Linked DNA regions of Mus musculus: region 1 is linked to region 2. Evidence: chromatin loops called from intact Hi-C (ENCODE). Cell type or tissue: heart. All regions are shown on one strand. Each heading gives the region's core, and the rest is flanking DNA. Links, peaks and the distances in the headings are about the cores only.

The links. Peaks named below come from ENCODE experiments on the same cell type or tissue, not always from the same donor. Only the 100,000 strongest peaks of a DNase experiment are listed, where the experiment ranks them.
Region 1: a loop joins it to region 2, with 2.8 times the contacts of the local background. A loop is called at or near these places in 2 of 42 quality-filtered maps.

Annotation. Positions count from the first base shown.
Region 1 is chr14:57,901,234-57,916,462 of GRCm38, reverse strand. Micu2 (mitochondrial calcium uptake 2) reads left to right here. Exons shown (of 12, transcript NM_028643.3): 12 at 1-183. Among named protein-coding and RNA genes, the nearest start is that of Zdhhc20, 19 kb to the right of the region's middle. In heart, for the core only: a CTCF peak has its summit at 5,689 (motif pointing right); DNase peaks (open chromatin) are centred at 5,772 and 7,862; H3K4me3 peaks cover 655 bases; H3K27ac peaks cover 566 bases.
Region 2 is chr14:59,106,871-59,122,099 of GRCm38, reverse strand. No RefSeq gene overlaps it. Among named protein-coding and RNA genes, the nearest start is that of 1700129C05Rik, 28 kb to the left of the region's middle. In heart, for the core only: a CTCF peak has its summit at 7,568 (motif pointing right); no DNase peak of the experiment used is centred there.

The sequences.
Region 1 (15,229 bases), core at 1,055-9,054, 1.2 Mb after region 2:
GGTTGTGGGAAATATGGCACTATAAAGTAGCTTGCAATAAAATAAATAGGAAATAATGTTATGTGGAGATGGACATGTGTATGTATACAGGTGGACATACATGTGTGTGTGGAAGCCCCTGCTCCTGTAAATACCCCCATGTTTCTGAAGTGATCCCAATAAACCCATGAGCTCACCAAGCTAGACTTGGGTGATATTGCTACTTTGGTCTCTCATCCATTCTTTTTTTTTTTTTTTCAGATTTATTTTATGTGTACAAGTGTCTTACCTACACATATGTATGTATATCGTGTGTGTACCTGTGGATGGTGAGACACCATGTGGTGCTAGGAACCAAACCAAGGTTCTTTGCAAGAATAGCAAGTGCTTTAAGTTTTTGAGCTATCTCTCCAGTACCCTGTCGTTTATCTGGTGAGACATTTGTCCATGTGTCCCTGGAAACAGTGTGAAACAGCAAAATCATAAAACATTACGAGATTTTGGGGGGCTTGTTGTATGGGTCTTAGGTTGTTTTGAGACAGGGTCTCACTATGTTACTCTGCCTGGCCTACACCTTGTTATGTAGTCCAGGATCTCCATTGAGTTCACAGAGATCCACCTGCCTCTGTCTCCCAAGTGCTGGGACTAAAGACATGACAGTAAAGTATCTCAATACCAAAAGGTTGGTCACACCTGCAAGACCGAAGGACTACAGTAGAGACCCCTCAAGACATGTCAGATAATTTTCAACAAGACTGCCCAGAATATTAAACAGCTACTCCAAACACATCAATGCGCTGAATGGAGGAAGCCACAAAGCTCCATGGTACTGGGACTGTTTCTGGTTTCCTAGCTACAATGCTCAAATCACAAGAAAAGACAGTGGAAGCAAGACAAAGAGTATGCAAAGGGAGCTTCCTCGGAGTTAGAGCGCAGCTCAACAGACACTAGCAAGAAAGAGAAACCGTAATTCTTGGATTAGAGGAAACAGTTACAAATCAGAGAGCGCAGCTCAATAGACACTAGCAAGAAAGAGAAACCGTAATTCTTGAATTAGAGGAAACAGTTACAAATCATAGAGCCCAGGAGGACTGCCATCTAGAAAATATACTTCCTACAACTTAGCAACAGCTGTTTAAAGCAGGCTTGCTGGCTTATACCTGTAACCCCAGAACCCGGGAGGCAGAAGCAGGAAGACCACCAGTTAGAGAGCAGCAAGAACTTCTCATGCACACACAGGCAAAATGGAAAAGACGTGAACAGATGACTCTTTGAAGTTGTATAAGTGGAACCATGCACCTGAGAAGGCATGGTGGCACCCTGGTAGACATCCCTGTCCTGCAGCTCTCACGCCACCAAAACCAGTGCTACGTGGAAGACTCTGAAGTTGTGCACCTGGCTTGAGATGCAGCTTTGGTCCCTCTCTGGACCACAGCTTTTGTGTGCTGACCATGAGGAAACACTTCCCAGACCACACCTCAGAGGTGCTGGTCTCTTACTAATCACAGTCCCAGCTAATTAGAAACCCCAGATTCTTCATTCAAAATAGCACAAAGATGGCTCCAAAAAGTCTCTGCTTCCCTCTGGAACTCCCCAAACCAGACCTCTGTTGTCTGCACTGCCCCCATATTCCTGTCTTCCAAGCTCCTGTGACAGCTCATTGAACTCTGAGCACAGAATTGTTTTCTATCTCAAAACCCCAAATATCTTCCACAGTCCTTCCAAAAACACCATGGTCAGATCTGTGAGAACAGTACTCCATGATCCTGTGCCAACCTCTCTTCTAGTTTGTTTCCTGTGCTGTGACAAACAACTGTAAGACCCCCAAAGCTGGGCCTCCGCTCAAGTCCCGGGATGAGCTAGCTGGCCAGCACCCCAATGACTCGAAAGAGAACCACACCTAATGCAAACTGCAAGAGGTTTTATTATCAGCTAGCTGAGGATGAAGTCCCTCCACCGTGCAGGACAGGGGAGTTCGACCCTGAGTGGTAACAGTAGGGAGCTTTTAACAGCTAGCTGAGGAATTGGGAGGAGTTGGGAGGAGAGTTGGCTACATCTCTTTTCTGGCAAGGGGGGAGGGGGAGGGGAGTGAGCTGCAGCCTCCTCTCTGTCTATCTCTATGTCCTTGTAGGTCTTCCTACAATTATCACATCTCTGGCTGTAAGGCACAGAAACAAAAAGGTTTTTTGCTATAGAGAACAAAGAGCTTCTTTCTGGCTGCATTTTTAGAGATCAGGGAAAACAAGCTTGGGGCTTTACCTTCCAGGGAGAAACGCTCTAAGCTGAGGTCTCACACAACATGACTGAAATCAACTTGGAGGAGAAAGGGTTGAATTCAGCTTATGTGTCCTGTAGATCACAGTCCATCATGAAGGTAGCTTCAAAAGGCTTCATTGTATCCTAATAGCACCAAGATGATGACCAAACCCTTAAACATGTGGGTGTTTGGGGGACATTTACGATCCCGTGGACAGGAACCAGTGAGACAAGTTAGCAGGTAAAAGCATTTGCTTTTGATGCCATGGGTTTGCTCTCTGGAACCCACATACAGGACAGGATATGGTGGCTCATCTCTAATGCCAGCCATTCCCCCCATGAGACAGGAGGCAAAGACAGGACTTCACTCTTGTAACATAGTGAGAGACAAATCTCACCCCAAGTGAAGGAGAGAACTGACTCCTACATATGTGTTTTGTTTGTTTGTTTGTTTGTTTTCCCCCCAGACAGGTCTCACTAAGTAGTTCTGGCTGTCCTGGAACTCAGTATTCCAACTAGGCTAGCTTCAATTTCACAGAGATCCACCTGCCGCTGCCTCCCAGGTGCTGGGATTAAAGGCTAATACCACACATTTATCTATTATTATTATTATTATTATTATTATTATTATTATTATTATTATATGTAAGTACACTGTAGCTGTCTTCAGACACTCCAGAAGAGGGAGTCAGATCTCGTTACGGATGGTTGTGAGCCACCATGTGGTTGCTGGGATTTGAACTCTGGATCTTCGGAAGAACAGTCGGGTGCTCTTACCCACTGAGCCATCTCACCAGCCCCCACATTTATCTTTTAAGATAAAACTCTAATACAGAGCTGAAGAGATGGCTCAGCAGTTAAGAGCACTGACTGTTCTTCCAGAGGTCCTAAGTTCAATTCCCAGCAACCACATGGTGGCTCACAACCATCTGTGATGAGAACCAATGCCCTCTTCAGGTGTGTCTGAAGACAGCAACAGTGTACCCATAAAATGAAATAAATAAATCTTAAAAAAAAAAAAAAGCAACACTTCGAATAAGTATACCATAGGATAAAATGCATCTAATACCTCACTACAAAATGGATACTGAAGAGAAAATGAAATAGCTAAGAATGCTTTTAAAACTAATACAAATCAATTGCAATGATAATAATAATAACCTGCCAGGCAGTGGTGGCACATGCCTTTAATCCCAGCACTTGGGAGGCGGAAGCAGGGGAATTTCTGAGTTTGAGTCCAGCCTGGTCTACAAAGTGAGTTCCAGGACAGCCAGGGCTACACAGAGAAACCCTGTCTCAAAAAAAAAAAAAAAAAAAAAAAAAAAAAAAAAACAAATAATAATAATAATAAAATAACATGTAACCAGGAGTTCAGGCACAATTCTATTGGAAGTGTTCCCCAGATAAATTAACATTTCTGAAACACTCTTGGGGGACTGACCTTTAGAATATGTAACAACTTGGTAGAAAAACAAGCAAAGAGGCTGGGCACAGTCAGAGGCTTCTATAACTCCAGCTATGTGGGAAGCTGGGGGGAAGATACACTTGTGTTCAAGGGTTTGAGGCACACCTGGGCAAAAGTGAGATTCTATGTGGGAAAGGAAAAGGGAGGGGAGAAACAAGGAGAAGCAGAGGGAATGGTGGGGGGGGATAGAAACGGGAGGAGCAAAAGGAGGGGGAGGAGCAGAAGGAGGGGAGGAGCAGAAGGAGGGGAAAGAGCAGAAGGAGAGGGAGGAGCAGAAGGAGGGGAGGAGCAGAAGGAGGGGAGGAGCAGAAGGAGGGGGAGGAGCAGAAGGAGGGGAGGAGCAGAAGGAGGGGAGGAGCAGAAGAAGGGGGAGGAGCAGAAGGAGGGGGAGGAGCAGAAGGAGGGGAAGGAGCAGAAGGAGGGGAGGAGCAGAAGGAGGGGAGGAGTAGAAGGAGGGGGAGGAGCAGAAAGAGGGGGAGGAGCAGAAGGAGGGGAGGAGCAGAAGGAGGGGGAGGAGCAGAAGGAGGGGAGGAGCAGAAGGAGGGGGAGGGACAGAAAGAGGGGAAGGAGCAGAAGGAGGGGAGGAGCAGAAGGAGGGGAGGAGCAGAAGGAGGGGGAGGAGCAGAAGGAGGGGGAGGAGCAGAAGGAGGGGAGGAGCAGAAGGAGGGGGAGGGACAGAAAGAGGGGAAGGAGCAGAAGGAGGGGAGGAGCAGAAGGAGGGGAGGAGCAGAAGGAGGGAGAAGAGGGAAGAAGCAGCTGATGACTGCATTCACCTTGAGAGGGGAGAGAGCACAAAGATTGGCCTGAGTCCCCAAGAAAGCTCTGAGCAGTATACAAATTAAGACAAGACACCAACCCATACTTACCAGATTGGCAAAAAGTAGGATGTGATCTAGGAGTGTTAGCATGGACTCAGGAAACAAGATCCCTGTGTCTGCTGGCTACACACTGACAATCTTAAGGAAACTTAGAGCAAGCCTGCCTCCTGGCCAAATGTCCCCAGAGAAACATGCTAACGGTCAGAGGGTGGCTCCAAGGGCTTCCTGTCAGGACTGCCTGCACCAGTGTCCACCACTAAAGAAATAAATTGTGCCAAGGAAGATGGCACTGAGTTAGAACTGAACAGCAGGAATATAAGTCCATGTAGTAAGCTGAAGACGCAGGGGGTGAGACCTAGACCGACCACAGTTTATGTAAATCAGCAACTAGAGCTACTGACGTGGCCCAGCAGATAAAGGTGCTTGCCACCAAGCCTGACCATCTGAGTTCAAGCCCTGGAACCCACCTGGTGGGAGGATAGAATACGGTCCTACAAGTTGTCCTCTGACTGCCACATACATGTGCACTATGGATCTCTTTGAGTTCAAGGCCATCCTGGCCTACATAGAGAGCTCCAAGACAGCCAGGGCTACATAAAGAAACCCTGTCTCCAATAAATAAAACTTCAAGAGCCTATGAGATAGTTCAGTGACTAAAGGCACTTGCTGTCAAGGCTGATGACCTGATTTCAGTCCTCGGGACCCACATATTGGAAAGAAAGAACTTGACTCCCAAAAGTTGCCTTGTAATCTCCACATGGCCCTCGCACCCATAAATAAGTAAAAATAAATACATAAATAAAATCTTAATTTAAATTACTTTTTAATGTAGGCACATTAAGAATCATCATAAGAAAGAATACATGTTCTCAAAATGTGGAGTTCAAATTGACAGTACAACCTCAGCCGGGCGTTGGTGGCGCACGCCTTTAATTCCAGCACTCTGGCGGATTTCTGAGTTCGAGGCCAGCCTGGTCTGCAGAGTGGGTTCCAGGACAGCCAGGGCTATACAGAGAAACCCTGTCTCGAAAAAAAAAGAGAGAGAGCGTGACACAGTACAACCTCGTCAGCACCGTAGGATAATTGAGACAAAAAGAGAAAAGTGATCGCAGTCTCAGTGCGGACGCTTTCAAAGAAATAGAATTCAACACGAAAGTCCCACAAGATGGCGCCCTTGCATCCCAAAACCATGCCCAGGCACCCGCACGGAAGAAGGTAGGAGCAAGGCAAGGACTGTCTCAAAGGCCAGTCTGAAAGAAAACACTGCAGGCAGCATGAACTGCCACGCCCTGGTGAGTATTCAGAAGACTGCGCCTGCTGCCCGCTGGTTGGCGACGGGCTGTATTTGAAGAGGAAGGAAATGAAGCCCGGGGCAGTTCCTTCCGAGTCTTCACCACCAGAGCTTTTCTGATGGCGGTGTGCCTTTGTTTTGGTGGAATCGATCCTCCTTCCACGAGAGTGAAGTGAGAGATGACGTTTTTTTGCTTACAGCATTCGGGTTTGCAGAGGATTTGTGAGAAGTATTTGATGGTGAGAAAAACACTAATTCTAAGGCCCAGAAAAAGACAAACTATGACTATTTTCTCCTCAAATATATTGAGTCATAATTTTATCAACTATCATTACAGCATCATTTCAGAGACTAAAATCTGGAAATCACATAAATATCCAGCACCATGAAGAGGGATAAGTAGATTATATGATTGAATTCTTGGCGACCACTTCAAGTGTGAGAGGGTATGCTGGGCTAGTCTTCTGTTAACTTGACACAAGCTTGAGTCACCTGAAAGAAGGGAGCCGCAATTGAGAAAATGCCTCCTTAAGATCCAGCTTTAAGGGTGTTTTGTCAATTAATGATCATGGAGGAGTATCAGGCCCATGTGTGTGGTGCTGTCCCTGGGCAGGTGATCCTGGGTTCTATAAGAAAGCAGACTGAGAAGTCAGTAAGCAGAACCCTCCATGGCCTCTGCATCAGCTCCTGCCTCCAGGTTCCTGCCCTGTCTGAGTTCCAAACCTGACATCCTTTGGTGACGAACAGCAGTGTGGAAGTATAAGCTGAATAAACCCTTTCCTCCCCAGCTTGCTTTTGGTCATGGTGTTTCATTGCAGCAATAGAAACCCTAATTAAGACAGTGTATAAATTAAGTTGCAGGATCCTGCAGATGGAAAAGGGATTGTCTCACTGTTCCAGCCTCCTTTTTCCATACACACTGGGCTCTATGATGCTAGGCAGCGACCTGGGGATGCTGGTTGCCTTTACCTGCTGGCTGGCAGCATCCTGACCTCTGCCCACAGTGAGCAGTACAAGGGAGGCTTCAAGCCTGGGGTTGGAAAACAAGCCCTGTGATATCTCCAGTCTCGGCCTGCATCCCTGCATCATCCCTGCAGTACCAGTCTCTGGCTGCTTTTTTTTTTTTTTTTTTTTTTTTTTTTTTTTTTTGGCAAGCCTAGAACCAACTCCATTGTTTGTGCTCTCCGAAGCCCCACTAGCCTTTTCCTCTGGGCATCCTTTCCTAATCGCGTAGGACTGACTGTTCCTTCAAGCCTCTAGACTACAATAACTCCAACCTCTTGCCTTTATGCTCAGGCCGTGAACATGATAGTTGCTTCCAGCAGGGATTTCTCTGTGTTACTCCAGTGCTCTCTCTGGTTAAAATTCCCTAATACCTATTTCAAACACTTCTTTTTCTTTAATCAAATTTTCTGTTATGCTTTTTAAATTAATTTATTTATTGTATGTGCACCGGTGTTTTGCCTGCGTGTGCGTCTGTGTTGGATTCTGGAGTTACAGACAGCTGTGAGCTGCAGTATGGGTGCTGAAAATTGAACCCAGGTCCTCTGGAAGAACAGCCAGTGCCCTTAACCAATGAGCCCTCTCTCCAGCTCTGCTGTTACAATACTTAATGTGGAGTATGATAAAATGACCCTGAGCCAGGAAATAAAAATAGATGCCTATCTAGAGGGAGGACTGTCTTAGTTACTCTTCTATTTCTGTGATAAGACACCATCACCAAGGCAAATTGCAAAGAGAAACGCTTATTTGGGGCTTAAACTGCCATAGGGTTAGAGCTTATGACCACCGTGGTGTGAAGCACGGCAGCAGGCAGGCAGGCATGGCATTGGAACAGTAGCTGAGAGCTCTCATCTTGAGACACAACCATGAAGAAGGGAGAAAGAAAACATTCAGAATGGGCTAGCTTTTGAACCTCAAAGCCAGACCCTAGCAACACACTTAGTTTAATAAGACCATGCCCCCTAGTCATTTCCAAATAGTTCCAGGAGCATTTGAGGACCATTCTCATTCAAACCGCCACCCAGAGAACAAAGGCCACAGTTCATTTCCTTCCTCTTCCTTCACCCAACAGCAGCTGCTTCTGAGCACTTGTAAACATTCACCAGGGTGTGGCAAGTCTAAAGACTTGGTGCTGTGAATTCTGTGTGAAAGAATTTTTTATTTTGTTTTTGTTCGTTTGTTGAGAGGGTCTGTGTAGCCCTAACTGTCCTAGAACACACTCTTGTAGACCAGGCTTTGAACTCTCGGGTCTGCCTGCCTCTTGTCTTCTGAGTACTGGGATTAAATGTGCATGCCACCATGCCCAGCTACTTATTTCATACCAAGCCTACCCATATATACATGTATTATGCATAAAATTTCACTTAATCCCCATAACAAATGCTATGAAAATGGCACTCGTTATATAGTAGCAGAACCTAGTCTGAGGATAATAGACAAAATCTACAACATCCATTGTTAATGAAAGATGAAATGGAGACTTGAACCCAAATATCTGATTCTACAATCTGTATTTTCCCTACTAAACCCTTAAAGACCTTGTTATGGTCTGGATGCCATTTGACATCCCCAAAAATGCATGATTGAAGCTTGGCCCCCAGTGGAGTGATGTTTAAAGGTGGTTGTGGGGCATTGGACTATGCACAGACAACCTGGTTTCCGGTCAAGGCTAGATGTTGAACCCCTGGACCCGGTGGTGATAATTCACCTACATGAGATGGAAGGAGTTCTCTCATGTCTCCTAGAACCCTGCCTCCTGTCCAAGTTACTGCCCCTTCAGCCCCCACAAGAGAAGCATGGTTAGTAGTCACGTAGACAATGTCCCAAGCTTCTGACCTTCAGGCTAGACTCCTCCCCAGTTACTAGCAACAGAAAAGATAACAGCATACTATAAGAGGGCCTGCTTGGCCTCACCTCACTCTCTTACTCCTCTTATATTTATACTCTTCTTACTTTCTCCTTTCCTCTCCTTTCTCTTCTCTCTCACTCTCTTCCTCTCTCTCCTTCTTACTTTCTAGCCTTTCTTCTTTCTCTCTCCTTTCCCCTTTCTCCTCTTGGCCATGGCCGGTCTCTCTCTCTCTTACCTTTTCTCTTTCTCCCTGCCTTTCTACAATAAAGCTCTAAAACCACAGACTGTCTCTGTTCATCAAGGCCCGCTGTGCAGACTCTCGCCTGTATGGGAACCTCTCCCTCTATGCCCTCTTTCCCATAACTCCAGGGCTACAGGGTGTTGCCCCCAGGGAACCCAGTCAGGGAATGCCCCTTGTCCACCCCCCATCAAGAGGGGTCAGTGGTTTAGATGACCACCCGGGACCGAGTGGAAAGCATCTGACAGCCCTCCCACGTCTGCCTGCCCAGAGCATAGGAGGAATTCTGGCAGGACATGGGCTATCCTCCCTTGTCCTCCCTCCCCTGCCCCCTTTAGTTCCCACAGGTGGTAGGATTTGGAAGAACTGGGACTAACTGGAGAAAGCTAGGTCACTGAGTTGAGGTGGGGTGCTGGGGCCTTCAGAAAGGACTAAAATACTCTCGTGGCTCCTTGATGGAGTCCTTATGAAGGTGAATAGTTAGAAGACAGTGTGTCTAGAGTTTAAATCACTCTCTCCCTTTCATATGCATTCCTTCCATGATGCCCTCTGCAATGATGTAGCTAGAACTATCCCTGGGCTCCCCAGTTTCCAAGACTGAAGCCTCCAGCTTCTTATGCCTCATCAGTACGCCAACTGAAAACCTGAACACAGAGTTCAAAGTCAATTTAACCTTAACTGTGTTCTGGGGATGGGAATGAAGCTTAATGGTAGAGTACTTGCTTTGCATGTTCAAGGCCTTGGGTTCCACTACCAGCACCACAAGCAACAGCAAACCCCACCACTTTCTCTGGCATAGTTCAATCTCTAGTCACAAATGTCTCTTCTATTTGAAAATGTAGAGTAAGCATAACAGCATTCTAATAACACAATGGAGGGCACTGGTTCTAGCTTCATTTCTGTTGCTGTGATAAAATGACCTGGAAAAAAAAACAACAACTCAGGGGAGGAAGAGTTTATATATGCGCACAATTCCATGTTCCAGACCATGTCAGGGAAGTCACCGGTTCACATCACATCCACAGTCAAAGGTAAAGAGAGATGAGTGCATGCATGCTGCTGCTTGATTGATTGTGTTTAGCTCCACTTCTCCCCTCTTACTCAGTCAGGGCCCCATGCCTAGGAAATGGTGCTGCCCATAGTGAGCTGGGTCTTCCCACATAAATTAAGGTCTTCATAGGCATGCTCACAAGCCAGTCCCATCTAGCAGTTACTCAGAGACTATCGTTTATATATCAAGATGATAATTAAATCTAACCATCGTATGCAAGACCTCGATGATTGAAATCATAAGATTAAAATTTTTCATAAGGAAAGCATGGACCTCCTTAATTCCATATCACTTATAAATGTACATGCATTATTCAATCAATGACTATCGTATGGTATCTTTTATGTGCCTGACATTGTGCTAGGCTCACAGCGGTAAACAAATCAGGTGTAATTCCTTCTTCAGAATCTTATGATCTAAGGAGGAAACTATTTTTAACTGAGTCATTACATACAACAGAGTATGTATCCCACCTAAGTGTCCCCCAAAGGGAGTTAGCATAGACAAGAATATAGAGCTACTTGGGCGTTTCAATAGCCTCTTCTGCCACCTCTTGAAACACTCCCCACCTGCACCTCTGTGTCCATGGCAACAGGTCCACTCTGCTTTGCTTTTAGAAACTTGTCGATCTGAATGACCTTACAGAAATGTCAAGCCACAGAGATGGTGAATCTCTATGTTCCCTAAGGGCCTGATCCTTTCTGATCATGGAACTCTTAAGCCTTTTGTGTGAACTGTGACATCAATATATGTTTCCTATGACAGAAATTGAGTCCAGACTTTGTTTATAGCTTACAGGCCATCAATAACTCATTCCTGGACTGATCAATGAACAAGTGACCACAAGCTATCTGTTTAGATTTCCAGAAAATCAGACACAATAACTCACTGTACTAGAGATGTGTAGCCAATTCTCCCTGAACTGAAACATTCTCTCCTGGAAAGAAGAAAGTAAACATTCAACTTAGAGACTCCGAAACCTTAGCAAGTTACAATGTGAGATTCACAGAGACCTCTGCATGGTTCTAGAAGCAGTGATAAATGCTAGGGAGACAAAGCTTTCTAGTTTCTGCCTCAGAGTTGTTCAGGGAGCTCCAGGGACATGGTTGCCTGAGTCACCACCAGCTCTCTTCAGCATTCTGGTGATCATAGCTGTCTTTAAGTCACCAGTCACCAGCACTACTGCAAGAAACCTCTCTCCCATGCTTCCAAGAGCAATGTGGGGGCTAGACTTGGGAGGAATCATTTCTTTGGTTTATCATCATTGCCCTATCTTGAGTGGATAGATTTCCTCCCTCCCCCAATACACACATTTCCCCAGGAAAAGTCACAAGCAGAAATAAATGTAGCAATTGAAGGTGGGAATCTACCAACTTCAGGAGGCAGCCCAGAGATAGCTGGAGTGGTGGAAACAGATCTTTAGAGGACTGTAGAGAAAAAGGTCAAGAGAGAGAAAGAGAGAGAGAAAGAGAGAGAAGAAGAGAAGAGAAGAGAAGAGAAGAGAAGAGAAGAGAAGAGAAGAGAAGAGAAGAGTGTGAGTAGCAGAGGAGAGAGAGTGTCCACTGTGTCAGCAGTGCCTGCATAATAGAGGCACCTGGTGTTCATAGCCTGGGCACTATGTAGAACACTACCTATTTGTAGCTGCACTTCTGCATGTATGGTGAGCTTGTCTACTCTGTGCATGGTTTTGTTGATATATACACAAGCTTCCTGCTTGTATTGACAATTCTAGCAAACGTGCAGAAGATGGGGTTCCCCTTGGCCTTAAAGGGGTACTGCGTGTTGTTACAGTTTTGTCAGAATCCTGGTACAATTTCTTGATTGATAATTGAAAATGAGAGGATCCAGCACATTGTGGGTGGTACTACACACCTAGGCAGGTGGTCCTGATGCTATAAGAAATCAGGCTGAGCAAGTCATGGGGAACAAGCTAGTAAGCAGCACTCCTCCATGATCTATCTCTGCATCAGTTCCTGCCTCCAGGTTCCTGCTCTGAGTCTCTGCCCTGACTTCTCTAGTTTATGCACTACTATACTTTGGAATTATAAGCAAAATAAATCCTTTCCTCACTTTGGTGGTTTGGATAAAAATGGCCCCCATAAGTCTATAGGGAGTGGTGTTATCAAGAAGTAGGCCTTGTTGGAATAGGTGTGACTTTGCTGGGATGTGTCACTAAGTGGTAGGCTTTGAGGTCTCAAACACTCAAGCCACGTGCAGTGTAACAGTTCTCTTCCTGCTGCCTTCGGATCTGGAGAACTGTCAGCTCCTTCTCTTGCACAATATCTGCCTGCGTGCTGCCATGCTTTCTGACATGATGATAATGGACTGAACTTCTGAACTGTAAAGCCAACCCCAATGAAATGTTTTCCTTTTTAAGAGTTACCATGATCATGGTGTCTCTTCACAGCAATAAAATCCAAACTAAGACCCTCCACTGGTTGCATTTGGTCAGTGGTGTTTATCACAGCAATAGAACCCTAACTCAAACAAACATGGAGATGACACCTTGTTTAAGAAAAAAGCAAAAATTACTGAAAGTCTTGTGCAGCTCACAATCATACTCCAAGATGCCTGTAATGCAACATGTTGCCTACTTGATTTCCTTCCCTATAATCCACAACTCCAAGTTCTAAAGAGATGGTTTCATGCTTAAGAGCCTTACTGTTCTTGTAGACAACCCAAGGTTCAGTTCTCTGTTGCAGGATATTTGATCACATTGTGAACCATAAGATTAGGAACTTGGAAAACCTTGTTGTGCCGTGTCTCAGCCCTAACTCCTTTTATCCAAGCCCTAACACCTTTCTGTTTACTGTAAACAAGTAGTTGTGGTGCGTCTCAGCCTGAGCACACACCTTTAACCCCAAGAGCTCTCTGTAAACAGGAGCTAAATAAAGTCAACCCTAGGTCACCAGGTGGAGCGAGCAACCAGCTGACAGGGAGTGAACTAAGGAGACTGAAAGGAGAGTTGTTGAGGTGAAGGGTATTTAAGACATGGAGGAGTTTTCTTCCTTCTGGGACATCAGTGAAGTAGGAAGGTCAGTCAGCTGGTTGCTTTCTCTGCCTCTCTGAGCTACCAAGCTTTCACCACAGTGTTCTGAGTCTTCATTTGGTAAATTGAAGTTTGAGATTGTATTTTTTTAAAACAACAGTTCCCAATACCCACATTAGTCACTTCACAACTACTTGTAACTCCAGTTCCAAGGGGACCCCACACTCTCTGGCTTCTGTGAGCACCTACACTCTCCCAGTGCACATAAAAATTCACATGGACACACATATACATGTACCAATAAAACAAAACAAATCTTTAAAAAGGGAAAAAAATCCACACTGTCATTGTATTCGTGAGAAATCATCATCAAATGAACCTCAATTAAGGACCCTTCTACAAAATACCTGAACAGCACTTTTCTTTTTGTTTGTTTTGGACTGGGGGTGGTGTCAAGGGGGTACAGGGTCTCACTTTAGAGTCCTTCCTGTCTGGCCTGGAGCTTTACACGTACACCGGGCTGACTTTGAATTCACAGTTTAATCTGCCTCTGCCTTCATGAGTATCGACTTCTTTCTTTCCATTCAGGACTTGTCCTCATCTCAGCTCATTCCTTTCCTGAATGGCTCTCTCTCTCTCTCTCTCTCTCTCTCTCTCTCTCTCTCCCTCTCTCTCCCTCTTAAATAAAAGTGTTGGCATTTGAGTCACTTTCTAACTCTTTACAGTAAATAGACGGGGGCCTGCAAGAGGTGCCTGGGGAAGGGGCACCTGCCTTGAAAGGCAAGTGATTTGAATTCAATCCTTGTAACACACTTAAAGGTTGAAGGAGAAAACTGACTCCACATAAACAGTAATAGTAAATTAAATCTAGCAAATGGGCCAAAATAAATGCTATACATATTTTATGGTGCTGAGTATGCATATATGTTTATGTATATGTATATATGTACATATACCCACAAAAAACGATTGTTGAATCAAGCTACTACACCTGTTTTCACCTCAAGTACTAGTTTTATACATAGAGCATTTGGGGCTTACCTTTAACAATTTGTAACATGCAAAATATTGTCTTATCATCATGCTGTGTCATCAAGAACTAAAATGTATACGTCCTCTCTCTCTCTCTCTCTCACTCTCTCTCTCATAAACACCATTCCTCTCTCTGATCCTGTGAATGTGATTGTTCTGAATCCACACACAAGTGAGAATACTGCCTTGTCTTTCTGGTCCTCTTGGCCAGTACTTTTCCAAAGTGTTTATCATGCAAAACAAAGAAAGACTGAGAAACCACATCCAGACTTGGGCTGACTAAAAGGGCCCAAGGCCTACATACACGTGAGAAGTCCTGGAACAGAAAATGGACCTTGGGAACTGTGACATCCCAGTGAAGTGCATGGCTTAGGTTATGCTGTGGGACATGCTAATTTTTGAGTGTGGATAAATATTTGGCAGTTATGTAAGCTGACATTTGGGGAAGCTGGGGGAAGCTTCTACAGAAATTCTCTGTAATATTTTCCAACTAATCTGTAAAAGTAAGATGGTTTCAGAAGTTTAAAAAAAATTTAAGGGGGGGGGATAAAAAACCTTCAGAAGCTAAAACTGTCTACTGAAGCATGTTTTCATCCACTGTATAAAAATTCACCATCACAGATGATATAGATGCTACGGGGCGAACCAACTCAGCCCTGGATCTGGGCCTGGGGGTGGGGGGTGAATGCAGGGGCCACTCTCCCAAGTGCTGCAGTCTTTGAGGGACAGGACCAGCTCCCACACCCTGTTGCTGACTTTGTAGTTAGGCCACCCTTGCTCCCTCCAAAACACAGAGTCGTTGGACCTCTTTGCTCCTCTTCCTGTTGGATAACCATGTGGATAAATCTCATGTCTCTGCTTCTCACTGCCTGGTTAGTTGAGGATGGCCCAACCTAGCTTGTTAGGGCCCATGACAGGTCCAGGTTCTGACCCGTCATCGTCAGCACATAGGTCATGAGCACTCCCCCACAGCCAGTCCTGGACAACCGGGAAGGAGCGAGAAGAGTCTCACCTGAGCTCGTGGATGCTAAGCTTCAGAAACGGAAGCTGTGGAGTGAGCCCCAGAGCACCCAGAGGGATGAAGAGCCATTAGATGTGGCTTTGCAACAAGCCATTAAAATCAATCAAGTTGCCAGTCCTGGTGGCATAGGCCTCCTATCCAAGCCATGCTGGAAGCTTGAGGCAGGAGGATCGCAAGTTCAAGGCCTGCCTGGCTACAGAATGAATTTGAGGCCAGCCTGAGGAATTTTGTGAGACCT
Region 2 (15,229 bases), core at 3,489-11,488:
TTAATGTGTAAGTTACAGTTGATAAAAATATATTTGTGCAGCTAATATGTTAGGAACTGGCAACAAAGGTTTTTTGTTTTTCAATGTACTGAGATCAGTTTCTTCAGAGCCATCAGAGTCTCTGACAAGTTGTTAAGATCAGCACCCACACTTCTGGCATATGCTGTCAATTTACAGCCTTGGGCTGGGTGGAGTGAAGAGAAGTTTCCATAATTGTCTCACATGGATGCTGAGACATTCACAATCAGAGTGAAAATAAAAGGATTTGTCGTGGTGACAACCAAAAAGAAAACTACAATATCATCTCCAAATTGTAATCACCATCACCTATAATTGTATGTGTTCAGCAACAAATTCTTCCTACTTGTAGAAACTGTACGCTGGTAGTATTATGAACCCTTTTGCTGGTGGTGTTTCTTATCTATTTTTTTTCTGACTTTTCTGTCTCTGTTTGTCTCTCTGTCTCTGTGTGTGGCATATGTTGCATGTCTCTATACATATGTGTACATGCTTGTAAGCACACATGTTGCATGTGTGTGTAGGACAAAGGTTGGTCAGGCATCTATCTTGATTATTCTCCATCTTATCCTGTTGTTTTTATTTTTTGAGTATTTTTGTTCTTTATTGGATTGGAAACTATCAATATAATAGCAGTAATTATGACCTCAAGATGTTCTGATCAGACACAACATTTTTTTTACCATAAATTATTACAAAAGCCTTTACAAACAAACAAACAAATAGACAGACAAGAAAGCAAGCTAAAACATTTCATTTCTGTTCATTGTACAGCTTTTGTGATGTGATGGGCTGTAAAATTAAGCTGTAATTCATATAAGTCATATAAGGTGACTGCTAAGCTAGTGAATGTCCTTGCTGTCAATTCCTTCCTTCATTTAATTCATGTTGATTGAACTGTTCCATGAGCACTTCTTCATATGTCACACAGCTAATTGACCACACTGTTATTGTGCTCCTGGATTCTCCTTGTTTTCCTTAAGATTCCCTCAAACTTCTGCTTATCCATAAGACTAAGTTCAAGGTGGCTCTACCTCTTCAGAGTTTTTCCTAGTGATCACAGACAACACAGAACTCAAAGAAGTACTTTGCCTTCTACTTTGATGTGTGGAGTAGTCCCACATTTGGTGCAGATGTCTTTAAGAATTGCCAGTCATGGCAGTGATTGATTCTATGATTTGGACATTCTTTGCATTTATACTTCTCTTTTTGAGTATGACCTTAACTCCTTGATATTTTCATTGTTGAACCTTACCTGCTAGGATTACCCTACCTTATTATTTGATACAGGACCTATGACTGAACCCAGAGCTCATCTGTTTGACTATATTGGCTGGCCAATAAGCTTTAGAGATCTATATTTCCCTCCTTTCTTCCTCTCAACACTGGGCCTATTAGTGGACATGGCCATGCCTGTGTTAGCATGTCCTGGAGTGCTGTGGGTCCAAGTTAAAATTTTTCTTTTGGAAGAGATGCCTTGGTCATGATGTCTCTTCACATTAAAATGATCAAGAATACTGGCTTTGTGAAGTTTGCAGATAAAGAAGACACATAGTTCACCAAGTACAAATTAAATTATTTTAAAAATATTGACTATATATTCCTCTCATTATCTATAGCTATTTGTATTCTATGAAATATTTTATCTCATATTTGGATCATTTAAGGGAGGATTTTTAATGCTTTTAATTTTAACGTGCCCCCTCCTTCGATTTTATAGCCATAAATTCAAGTGAGGTGGCTAGCTCCAATTATTTGGAATATATATTTAGTATATATATTTATAATTATTATTTGTGGATACTGACTTAACTCCTGGAGGTCGAAAGGGTGGTTGTTTTAGTTAGGATTTTACTGCTGTGAACAGACATCATGACCAAGGCAACTCATAAAGACAACATTTAATTGGGGCTGGTTTACAGGTTCAGAAGTTCATCCCTTTATCATCAAGACATGAGCGTGGCAGCACCAATGCAGGCATGGTACAGGAGGAACAGAGAGTTCAACATCTTGTTCAGAAGGCAAACAGAAGACTGGCATCCTTAGGCTGCTAGAAGGAAGCTCTCAAAACCCACACCTACAGTGATATACTTCCTCCAACAAGGCCACACCTACTCCAACATGGCCATACCTCCAAATAGTGCCACTCCCTGGACCAAGCATATTCAAACTACCACAGTACTACTTCATAAATTTATCAGGGTAAACTGGGTCTGTAAGTATACATACCTGTAATAAAACCTTACCAGGGAAGTCAGAACCAAAATTTATTGGACAGAGCAAATCCAGGAAAGGGTGTAACTCATTTGGACTCCATGGAGTGGTGGACTCCTAGCACTGTGGTGGTGATGGCCACTACCAACCCAGTGTGCATGTCAAGGGCCTATGGGAAAGACCTATGCACTGTTCTTTTTGCACTCACTCTGTAACTTATATGTAGACACACACACACACACACACACACACACACACACTCATATTCACACACATGCATACACATGCACACACATAATCACATACACTTGCACATGCACACACATAGTATGCAATGTATAATTTGCAATGCTGAGAGTTAATATCTAATTAATATTTAAGATTAGAACAGAAGGACCTATGTTAGACGCAGCCACCATCACCAAGAGAGTGGGGCCATGTGGCAAATAGTTGCCTTGCTATAACCATTCCTTATGACTTTATGTTGTTCAATACACTCTGACTGGGAAAGATACAAATGTGTTTACCTATGTTTCTGACATAAGCACATTAAAGACACTTCAATTTCCTCCAAAATGCTACAAACAAGTGTTCAAGCCCACAAGTCTGTGGGGGACATTTTCTATCCATTATGTAATGTGCTGTGCTTTGGCTCTATTAAGGAAGGTGGTGATTTTAACTTCTGGTTTCTAGGATTTACTCAGTGATAAATGGTCCCTGAGCTAGTATCATAAAGAAAGCCATCTGAGGATGACCAAGTTGGTGCTTCATCACTGATTTTTTTCAATGTAAGTAGACTATGGTCCAGCCAATGTCAAGAGATGGTACAACTTCCATGTTGCTCAAAAGAATGTTTGTGTGGAACTTGTTTCCTATTGGAGGAAGCTGAAGAACCAAACCAAACAAAACCAAAACAACAACAACACAATACTTCTGGCAGTTGTGAAGATAACAGCATGTTTTGGTAAATAGTGGTTGGGATGTAAGTGTCAGGAAGGAACATGCATTAGATGATAGAAAGGGGTGTGTATATAGATGAGACCAAAAGGTAGGCAGTGGCAAACCTAAAGCCAACTCGTCCTGGTGCAGTCAAGAGCACTGTCCAGAAAAGGTAGAGTCTCTGGGGACAAAAAATGATGGTGCTTGCTCCACTCAGCAGCAGCGCAAGCTTGGATTTCAAACCCAGATGTGTTTTCTGATGGGAGTTGAAGGTGTGTTTTACCTGTGATCCCACCACCAACATGAAGGGAAACCTCAAGAGAAGGGAGAAGAAATCTGTTCATTAGGACAACGTATCCATGAACGTGAGACTACAAAATCTGGAAAACCTGTGGAAAGCTATGGTTGGTTCAAGCAATTTGCTATCCCTGTGTGACAATAGGATGATGCTATTGATGTGAAAAGGATTGAACTTTAAATTAAAATTTAAAGTCTTGAAAAGACTAGGGACACAAGGGACATACCTCATCATAATAAAGGTAGTTTACAATGAGCCCACACTTGACATCATTCTAAACTGGGAGATGCTGAAAGCATTTCCACTAAAATAAAACAAGACAAGTGTGTCCACTCTCCATGCTTATTCAATATTGTACTTGCAGTCTCAGCTAGAGCAATAAGACAACTGGAGGAGATCAAGGGAGTACTAATAGGAAAGGAAAAGTCAAAATACCTTTATTTTCTTCAGATGATATGATTTTTTTAAACTAAAAGACCCCAAAAGCTCCCCAGGAAACTTGTACAGATGATAATACTTTCCACAGCATAACAAGATATAGAACTAATACACAAAAATTAGTAATCTTCTTATAGATAAATGACAGAGAGAGAATTCAGGGGAACATTGCCTTTCACAATAATCTCAAAAATATGTTGGGGTAACCATAACTAAGCAAGTGAAAGACTTGTATAATACAAAACTTCAAAGTATTGAAAAAATTGAAGAAAACATTGGAGATGGAAAGGTTTTTCATGCTTATAGATTGGTAGGATTAATGTTATGAAAAAGGCCATCCTTACAAAAGCAATCTACAGATTCATTGCAATCTCCATGAGAATGCCAACATCATTCTTTGCAGAAATAAAACAAATTTAACTTTATATGGAAACAACTCTGAATAATAAAAGTATTGCAGAAGGTATCAATGTCCCTAATCTCAAATTGAATCACAGAGCTATAGTAATAAAAAAATCATTGTATTGGCATAACAAGCTAGACACATTGATTAATGAAATAGGATTGAAGACTCAGAAATCATTCTACACACCTATGGGCACTGATTTTACAAGGAGGTAAAAATAGACGAGGGAGAAATGATTCGATCTCTTACTGTATCTACTACGATGCAAAGAACTCAACTCCAGATGAATCAAGGACCTCAGCAGAAGACCAGACACAGTGAATCTGATAGAAGGGAAAGTGTGGGATGGACTTGAACCCATTGGCACAAAAGAAGACTTTCTGAACAGGGCACTGATAGCACAGGCGCTAAGACCATCAATTAATAAATGGTATCTCATGAAACAAACATTTTTATGTAGCACAATAGAAGCCTATAGAATTGGAAAAACCTTCACAAATTATATATCTGACAGTGAGTTAGTATCTATAATATACAAGGAAATAAAAATAATTAATAAAACAAATAACCCAAATTAAATTTGGGATATAGAACTAAATAGAGAATTCTAAAAGATGAGACATATAGCCTGTTTTTCTATCTAGAAGACTGGGAGTTTGAGGCAATTAACAGCCTGATGAACTGTGTTATCTGTGGGGCCAGGCTATGTCAAACTCTCACAACCAGGACCAGAAGTGGCTAGCAGTCTAAATGACCCTTACATATTGATATGCCCAGGGGTTCCCCCAAGCTCCCAGAACCAGAATCAGAGATGGCTATAGCCCAAATGACCTCTATGTTGTCTGTATGGCTGAGACCACACCAAATTCTTCCTCAGGCCCTTAAGCTAACACAGGTAGCCTATCCCTAGAACCCACCTTCTTGAAAGAAATGACATGACTTTGAGTTGAATTTTGATGTAATTATGCCTCCTTGGCCAATGGGAATTGTATTATACCAGTATAATTTTTCTAAATTATACAGTGTTTAAATATGCTGCAATAAAATACCTGGTATCAGACTGCCTGGTTTGATCCAGCCTGGCTGACTAACTCAAGCTAAACTGAGTTTTCATTCTCACCTCTTTGTAGATTGTTTCCCAGCCTATCATGACCCTTTCAGGGGAATCCCTCCCACACTCACTAGTGTTCATGGTGCTGAAAGGTAGTTTGCTGAAGGAGAAAAGTAGTCATCAGTATTACCCAGAACAGGGACCCACAACAGTGACCCACAACAGTGACCCACAACAGTGACCCACAAAAGTGACCCACAACAGTGACCTACAACAGTGACCCACAACAGTGACCCACAACTATAACCCACAACAGTGACTCACATCAGGCACCCACAGCAGAGACCCACAACGGAGTCCCACAACAGTGACCCACAAGAGTGACCCACAAAAGTAGGGGAATTCCAGGGAGGGGTGTGTGTCCTTTTACCTTGACTGGTTAGCTCTGTCTCCAGGGTCTGACTGATTCTACTATTGGTCAGGCTCTGGAGACTTCCCAGAGGGTTGCTTACTCACTTTAGCTACTTGTTCATACTTTAGGCCAGGTGACAAGGTGTCCTCGGATTGGCTGCCTGTGCCCGTGATTGGCTGACCACAGGTTCCTGGATCTGGATTCTCATTTCTGGAAAACAGAAACTTAGACCTAGTCTCCCAAACTGCCAGTTTGCAGCCTGTCATGGAGTCAGCCTGGCTCTGGCTAACTCAGTCCTGTCCCTGCAACGGTGCCCTGCCTGCAAGATATATTGGTGCAGTAGTTGCACAAATGTTTTGATAATAACCAACCACTTTTTCATTTGATTTAAGATCCACTCCATAAGATGGAACCCAGACCTAACACTGCTGAAGTGGCCAAGGACCTGAGACTAGATAGGTCATGGGCCCTGGGGAAAAACTTAATGTTATTATTCTGCTAAAGAAAATAGCAATAAAGTGACTCCTAATGACCTATTACTATATCCATAGATCAGAGCACTGTTCAACCCTCACCAAAGAGGCTTCTTCTTGCAACAGATGATAATTAAAACAGAGGCCCACAACTAGATAATGTGCAAAGAGAGAGACTCTCTGGAACACTTGGTCTCAAATGAGATGTCTTTACCAAACTCCTTCCTTCGAGGATTAGGGACTGACGTGGAAGAGTGGCTGGAGAGATTGTAAGATCCAGAGGTGGTGGATGAGTCCACAGAGACAGTGTCTCCCAGACACACAGGACTGACACAGATATGAATGCTGCTGACTATGGCAGTATGCGCAAGACCTGCACCAATTCTAGACACTCTCCCAGCACAGGGAAGCCTAAATAGGCACAAAGTCCCAGTCCCTACCCAAGGAGTTATCTGAAGTTGATACCTACTGGGAGAGAGAAAGTCAGTTTCTCCAGTGGAGTGTCACTATGGAGAGCAAGCACACTCCAGGGCAGGCCTGTGTTGGAGTAGTTGGCCAACACAAAATGAGCTCTGTTTTTTAACATGTGCCTTTTATTTTTGTTATTTCTTTCTAATTTTTAAAAAGTTTTGTTTAATTTTGAGAGAAGAGAGAATGTGAAGTTGGGAGGTTGGGAGTCCTGGAGATTCTGTGAGGAGTAGAGGGGTGTGTGTGAAAGAATATATTATCAAAATATTATATGAGATATTTAAGATGAAAATGAAAAGAGAAAAGGAAATAAGAAAAACACTAAATTTTAACCTAAAATTTTGAATTATGATTAAATAAGAACATTTCCCAAGCTGAGAGGGAGTTTCCCATTAGCTATGGCACACATCCCTCCCCTCCTCCTCTTGGCTCAGCAGACACTGTTATTGGACCTCAGTAGCTCCAGCAGGTTTCTGATGCCATTGTCTGAAGGTCTTTATTTTGCCATTATGACAGGGGCAGCAAGAACAGACGGTTTTGTAATACATGGTTGAGACCGCAAAATGAATAACTTTCCTAAGTCTCAGATGAGTCTTGGGAGCCTACAAGACATTCCCATGGCTGAAAGTTGGCTTGGGCGTATCTGAGTTTAGAAGCTGAATCTACTATATAGCCAGAGTTATTATATAACTCTAACTAAAATTTCTAAAAATTTCAGAAATATGATAAATAAAATCTTGGGTACATTTATTATTTTATACATTGTTAAACCTTTGGGGAAAGACGTATAAAAGTTTTCATTAAAAAAAAAAAACCTTAAAATTAACTAGTTTCTCATTTTTACCACACGATGGCAGTGTAAGCCCAGTAATATAATCATAGTGTCTTAATGAAAAAAAAAAGGAGGATTTCATTGATTTATGTACAAGACAAATTCATAGCTCTCTCAGTGTGGGCAACAGTAAGCTATACCTACATACATGTATGTGTGTGTGTGTGAGAGAGAGAGACAGACTTTTTTCTTAGAACAGCTCTCTCCCTGGGACTTGGAAATTAAAGACAGAATTTCAGAAATATTAAAGAAAATATATTAATCTGGAATGTAATAACTTCTAATTTATGTCATGTAGAAAATAAATTATCTTTTGCATTACCGTAGCTATCTAGCTGAAGAGTTATTTTTGATTAGCAGACGGAATCTATGCAGTTGACTCCAGTGTCTGTGAGTCTACCTTTGCTGCTTACTGGTTTTGAGATAGGAAACACAATTGAGATTCAGAAAATGATTAAGAAAACAATTAGTTTGTGGTGGCTATCTTACCCCTTCTTACTAACAAAGGAGCTAATTTATGAGTAGTCCATGCTCTCACTTCTCTTTAATTGCTGCAGCTACTGTGGGCACACTGCTGCAAAATATGCAACCACGCATGAAAGACTTGCTTTAAATCAGGGTTACGCTTGCTGTGTGTCACACACACACACACACACACACACACACACACACACACACACACACACCCCTTTAATCCAGCACTTAGAAGACAGAGGCAAGCGCATCTCTGTTTAAGGCCAGCCAGGGCTACATAGTAGGAAACGAGGTTTTGCATGGATTGCTGAGATCTTGGGGGTTATCTCTGTTAGCAGATGCTTTACTCATTTATATAGAGAATCCTAAAGATACTACCAAAAAATTAGAATAACTAATAAATCCATTTAAGTCACAAGATACAAAATCAGCATATATAAACAACAGCCTTCTACGTGACGATAGTTAGGTGCCTGAGAGAGATGTTGAGAAAGTAACTAATTTGTAATATGTCCAAAAAAATTAGAAATATATTTAATTGAGGCTTTAAAGATCTCTATAATGAAAACAAGACATTTATGAAGAAAAGAAACATCTTGTGTTATGGATTGGATGAATTAAAATAATTAAAATATCCATATTATCAAAAAGCGCTCCATATTTGATGCAATCTCTATCAAAATTTTATTGAATAGAAAAAATATTGATGAACTCATTTTGAACCATAAAGGACCCTGAATGGCCAAAAACACTTTTGAGAAAAAACAAAACTGACTTCATACTACTTGATCTTAAAATATACTACAGAGCTATAATAGCCAACAACGTGTGGCATTGTACGATAAAAACAGTCACAGGTTGATAGAATGTAATCCATGCACTTAAAGACACGTGGATTTCAGTAAAGGTGCTAATAAAACACATCTGGCTAAGAAAACTCTCTTTATTAAGTGATGCTGGGGAAACTCTGTGTCTGCATTCAGAAGAATTCCTGATCATTCAACAAACTTATCTCAAAATAGATTTAGATAGATGCAAAATATGAAACAATAAAGCTACTAGAAGAAAATGTAGCAGAAACGCTCTGTAACCTTCTTTGGTCCAGTGAGGATTTTCTTTGTGTTTGAGACAAGGCTTCTTTACCTGACCCAGGCTGGCCTCAGTCTCAGGATCCTTCTGTCTCAGCCTCTCCAGTGATGTAATTACAAGAATGAATCAACAAGACTGACTTCCAGAAATGCTATTTTGGAGAAGAATATAAAAGACAGGCAACAATAAGAGAACAGACGTTTTAAACATAAACTAAAAGGTTTTGCAGCACAAAGGAAGAAATCTCTGGTGAAGAGACCACCTGAAGAACAAGACACCATTCCTAAACTGTGCAGGAAGATCACACCTGCTATGTGTAAAAATAATAAACTTAAAACATGAGTAAAAGAAGCGAGCAAAGTATTCTCAAGAAAGAACTATAAATGGCTACAGGTATAATTCTATGTCACTAATTACCAAAGAAATGGAAAGTAAGATCACTATGAGATGTCATTTCATTCCAGTTACACAATTATTAAGGAAAAACAATCAAACAAAAAGCCCACCACTAGCACCAAAACCCAACCTGCCTCCCCAAGCAAAAGGCAAACCAAGTCAAAATAAGAACAATCCCAATAAAAGACAAAATGTAAATGCTGGGATGGTGGGACTCCTCTTCGTCTGTCTGTTGTTAGAGGTGTAAATTAGTACAACCATTCTGGAAAATGCTGTGGAAATTAAAAGTAGCAGAGCCAAGAGATTCAGAAATGGGTACACTTTAACTCCTGGGAGTGTACCCAAAGGAATAAAATCAGCGTGTGAAAGAGGCACGTGTGTCTGCATCCCAGTAGTGTTCACATTAGCAAAGAGAGGGAAACACGGAGGTGTACATCAACAGAGGAATGGATACAGAAAAATTGTGTCTGTCTTGTCAGTCTGTCTCTAAGTCCCACCTCCATGTACTCTCTCTCTCTCTCTCTCTCACACACACACAGTACCTTTCAACCAAGATAAGAATGAAATCCCTTCATTTGTAGAGACATATATGGGCCTACTTATACATTGTCTAATGCTAATCAAAAGACCGGCAGATTCTCCACTATCCCAAACCATTTTCATTTCTTGTTATGAAAACATTATATGGTTGGGGATGTAGTTCAGTGGTACTGTACTTGCTTCACATGTACGAGGCCCTATGTTCAATCCTCAGTATCACAAAACAAAAAGGAAAAGGAAGGGAGGGAAGGAGGAAGGGAGGGAAAAGAGAGAGAAGGAGGAAAGAAAATGAAGGCAAGCAAGAAAGGAAATGTCAAAATCCTCTCTCCCAAGTATTTAAACCTTGCAGTGCAAACCTATCATCCCCTCTCGTACCAGAACCCCAGAAGTATTTCTCCTTTTCGGTTGTGACTTTGTATTGCTAACCAGCTTTTAATGTCCCCTTTCTTCCAACCCTACCCAGCCTCTGGTAAAAACTTCACAACTCTCTAAGGACTCTGTATTCTTAGATATGCATCCAAGATCATAGGGCATTTGTTTTATCATGTCACTAGTGAAAGTTGGCCTCAAGCTGGTGCAATCCAGAGAGAGGCCCTGCACCTCACAGGGACAACACACTGATGGCCCAGTGCAGGTGAATCACCTTGAGCATGGGAAAGCTGGCCCCACAGCTTGTCTGCTGTGTGGCAGTGTGAACAAGGGAGAGATGCCCTCTGTAATCCTTGCCCCTTGCCACCTATGGCAGTCCAGAGAGCTGGCCCTGGGGTCATGAGAGCCGGAGAGTTGTCCGTGCTTGTCACCTGCTCCGGCACTGGAAGCAGGCTCTGAACTTCACCTGGGCAGCACAGTAAAGCTGGTCCTGGGTATGGGGGTTGCAGATGAGTCAGCCTCGAAAGCATGAACATGCAGGAGAACTGGCCATGCCTCTGTCTGCTGGGTGGTGGCACAGATGAGGGAGAGATGCCCTCCCCCCGCCCATTCCTCACCATCTATGGTTGGTGGGAGGGCTGGCCAGGGATTACAAGAGTGGGGGTGCTGGCTATGTCTCTCACCAGCTGCAACACTCAGGAGAGTGGGCCCTACACCTCTCTCTGGATAGCAAGGTAGAGCTGGCCCTAATTGTGGGGGTTGCTGGTGAGCCAACCCAAGTGTGTGAGAAGGGGAGAGGCAGTGGGGTGACTCCTCTCAGGCCCAGATCTAGGGCTTTGAATTGGCCCATCCCAACATCTACCCCATGGATGAATTGCTGGAGTGCATGAAGGGGCTGGTCCTACAGATCCAAAACTACAGGATCTCCATGACACAGGGCAACAACAAGGTATTCGAGAGGAGTCCCAGTGAGGTTTCAGTACTGATGGAGTAGCAGATGTTGGAGGCCTGGTACCAAACCAACATGTCTTTGCAATGAATATTTATGAGCAAAAATGTGTGGACAAAAGGGTGTACTGTGGGTCATACTGTGACACACTACAGCTTCCAAGATGAGATTTTTTTTTCGCTGTTAGGGGTGAGGTTGCAAGGGTGGAGGGCAATTATGAGCTGAGAAGGGATGAGTGGGATTGGGCACATGGTGTGGAATTCACAAAGAACCAATAGGGAGTATTTTAAAAAGTAAGACACGGGTATGGGTTTCACGATGGCATCGTTATACACATGTGCCGTTATCCTTGCTATGAACTGTTCCCTTGCCCCACTGACTTTCCTCACCCCTGGTCCCTGTATTTTCAGTCTCCATTTCCTTTCCTATGTAGTCTGTCCTCTACTTTCACAACACGGGCTTTCCATTCCCCACCCCCTTAAGACCTTTTCTTGCCCTTTCATAGTCTTCTTTCTACTTTTATGTCACACATGCATGGACATTGACACACATGTACACACAAACACATGAACACACACACATATGCACACATGCCCATGCATGCACTTAAATACATACAAGCATGCACATACATGCACATAAACACACACACACACACACACACACACACACACACACACACATGCACACACATATTTAAATCCAGTTCTAAAGTGACAAAGCAAAGCAAAATGATATCACTGGTCTTAATCAAGCAAGGATGTTCTTTGATACTCTGGAACATTCTGGACACCTTGATTCTCAGGCCTCGAGAATGGCACTGAATACACAGGTTGGCTGACCCATCTAATCATTTTTGAGACCGTGATCAAAGATCAGAGACAGGCACCAGAATGAGGCAGGGTCATGCATGATGTGTCATTGTGTTAGTTTCCAGAGTCACCACTGCTGATCTGGAGGGTCCAAGTCCAAGACTGAGGCATTAGCTTTCTCTGTAGGTACCAGGGTAACCTGCTGCAGAGTCTTCTCTTGCTGCCTAGGATTCCTTGGTGTATATTAGCAAGAGTTCAGCCTTCACATAGTATCCTCCTGTGTGTGTGTGTGTGTGTGTGTACTGCCAGTTGTGACCTATCTGTGTTCATTCCCAGAGGTGAGTTCAGTCTTGCACCTTCTCTATATGGAGAGTAGAGAAATGTCTCACTTCTGCCCTCTCCCAAGCCTCCTCAGTGACGAGATTCTCTTTAACACCCATCCGATCCCTCCCCTCCCTTCCATGAGACCAGAGTCTCACAAATGTGTCCCCTTCCTAAGCTTCTGACCTCCCCCTTCCTTTTATAGTTCATTTTTAAATTATGGGCTGAGAAGCCTCTGTTCCTAGCGTTCCTCTGTCACACACAGTCAGCCTCGACATCTGTGGGCTCCACCTGTGAGGATGCCTCCAAACCACTGGACAGGTAAGGCTGTTAGGTTGCCAGTCTCTGGACAATAAACCATTACAAGTACTTACACAACGCTCATTCTCCTGGTCAGGTTTGTTGTTTGCCAATTTGACACAAGCAAATTGATTGATGAGGGAGAGCCCAGTTTGCTGTGGGTGGTACCACTCCTGTGAAGGTGGTCCTGGGTGGTATAAGAAAACAGGTTACTGTGTCTGGAGATAGTGGCTAAGTGGTTAAGAGCATTGGGTGCTCTTCCAGAGGGCTTGGGTTTGACTCCCAGTACCCACATGGCAGCTCACAACCATCTATAACCACAGCCCTGGGGCTCTGATGTCTTCTTTCACCATCCGTGAGCACTCTGCATACACATGGACATATCTGCAGGCAAAAACCCATACACACAGAGTAAAACAGCAAGCAAGCCATTGGGAGCAAGCCAGTAAGCAGTGCTTCTCCATGGCCTCTGCTTCATTCCTGCCTCCAGGTTCCTGCCTTGAGTTCCTGTCCTGACTGCCCTTCACGATACACTACAACTATAAGCTGAGTCACACCCTTTTCTCCTTCAGACACTTTCGGTCATGGCGTTTTAGCATAGAGTACTTGCTATCATAGGGTATTAGCTATCACAAATAGCACAGAGGACATAGATGAAAGACAGAGAATCCAGAGATAGAAAACAGGGAAGGAACATCTTGGAAGTAGCCAAGGCATCTTCAAAGCTTACTGACCGCTGACTTACCAAAGAACAGAGGGGGGGGGGGGGAGGGCGGTCTCCTGAAATGAGGAATTTTAATATAATTGATGTAACAAAGGGCACAAACTCTCTCAGTAGAAGAACAAGTACTTCCTCCTATTGGTGTACTTGTGAAGGTCATCTACCTAATAATGGCTAAAGAGAATCTGTTTCTCCTCCAGAAATTAGAGACGGTGCGTAAAAAGAATAATGATGGAGGAAGACATCTTGACATTGATCTCCTTTCCACACAGGTGCACATCTTCATGTGTGTAGATACAAATGATAGCCACAAATGATATTTTTAAGCTTCCACAGGCTTAAAAATATTTTATTTGGAATGAGTTAATAGATCACAAGTGTTTATTTATTTGTAATTAAAATAAATTTAAAGACCCTGACCTGGCTAAATATAGACTTGCTGTTAATTAAAATTAGCTTGAAGTCAAGGTGTTCTGCATTGTATGATTGACATTCGAGGCAGAAAAGTCTGAGAAACCCAACTTTCCTCTTGTGCAGTGAATCCTTTGCTAAGAAGATAAACCTGAAATACCTAATAAAAAATGGAAAAGAAAAAAAAAAGCTGGAAGGAGAAGTCAGGGTGGCGATGAGACTGTTTCTGTCCTGAGTCAGTGAGAAATGCTCTAAGTGAGCTGAAGCCAGGCTGACCACTGTGCCCCAGACGTGTCTCCAAGCCAGTCTCATAGGCACTCACTTATTTGGTATTAAAAAATAAAAGTGTGGTGTACAGCCAACATGTCAACATGGATGGGGAAATCCTACAGGCCCTACACCCTTTTGGATGTAGAACTACAGGCGATCGATCAGTGGCTGCCAAGAAAGAGTCTTCTCCAGAGATGGGCTCCCTGATAGGCTATCCAATCCCAAGTGGTCAGCCCTAAATACACGCATATATGAGCAACATGTATATATCATCAGGTTGTGTTTATATGTGTGTGTATGTGTGTGCATATATGCATAACAACAATAATTAAGGGGTCATGATTTTTAAAGAGAGTGGGAGGCATGGGGGGGCAGTTACAAAGGGGACAGGAAAAATGATGTAAACATAGTTCTCATGTTTGACATTCACAAAAAATGTAAAAAAAAAAACCAAAAATAAAAAACTAAAAAAGAAAATAGTGCGACAGCTGCAGAGGCATCTGCATCAACGTTTGACCTTACTGTCCCTTAATAACAACACGATGCTGTGAGCTCTTGAGATTAGTCTGTGGAACTGAGAACAGAAACGAACTACTCTAGAGTCTTACGGTTTCCATCCTAGGTTGCCCAAGGAGATAAAGCTGCACAGACTGAAACAAACAGTTCACTCAGGCAGTGGGCGACGAGGGACTCCTTCTTGCAACCTAGATCCACTTGAAGAACAAGAAGAGCTTTGATCTCCTGAGAGATGGATCAATTAATCACTTCAGGTGTTTTGGTCCAACTTTGCTAACGGGTACGATTACTGTCCTCAGAATACTGACCTTCCAGAAGTGGCTTCAGCATGTTCCAGTTTCACCTGGGAAGGCAGGCTGGCATTCTGTTGGATGCTTTGTCCCCAAAGTTCCTGGAAACTATCCCAGCGATAAGCTTTTCCTTCACCTCTCTCTCAAGTGGCCCATTTTAAAGCTTGCAGTTTAGTGAATTTTAAATTAAGAACATAACTGGAAGTACAAAGATGAACTTGT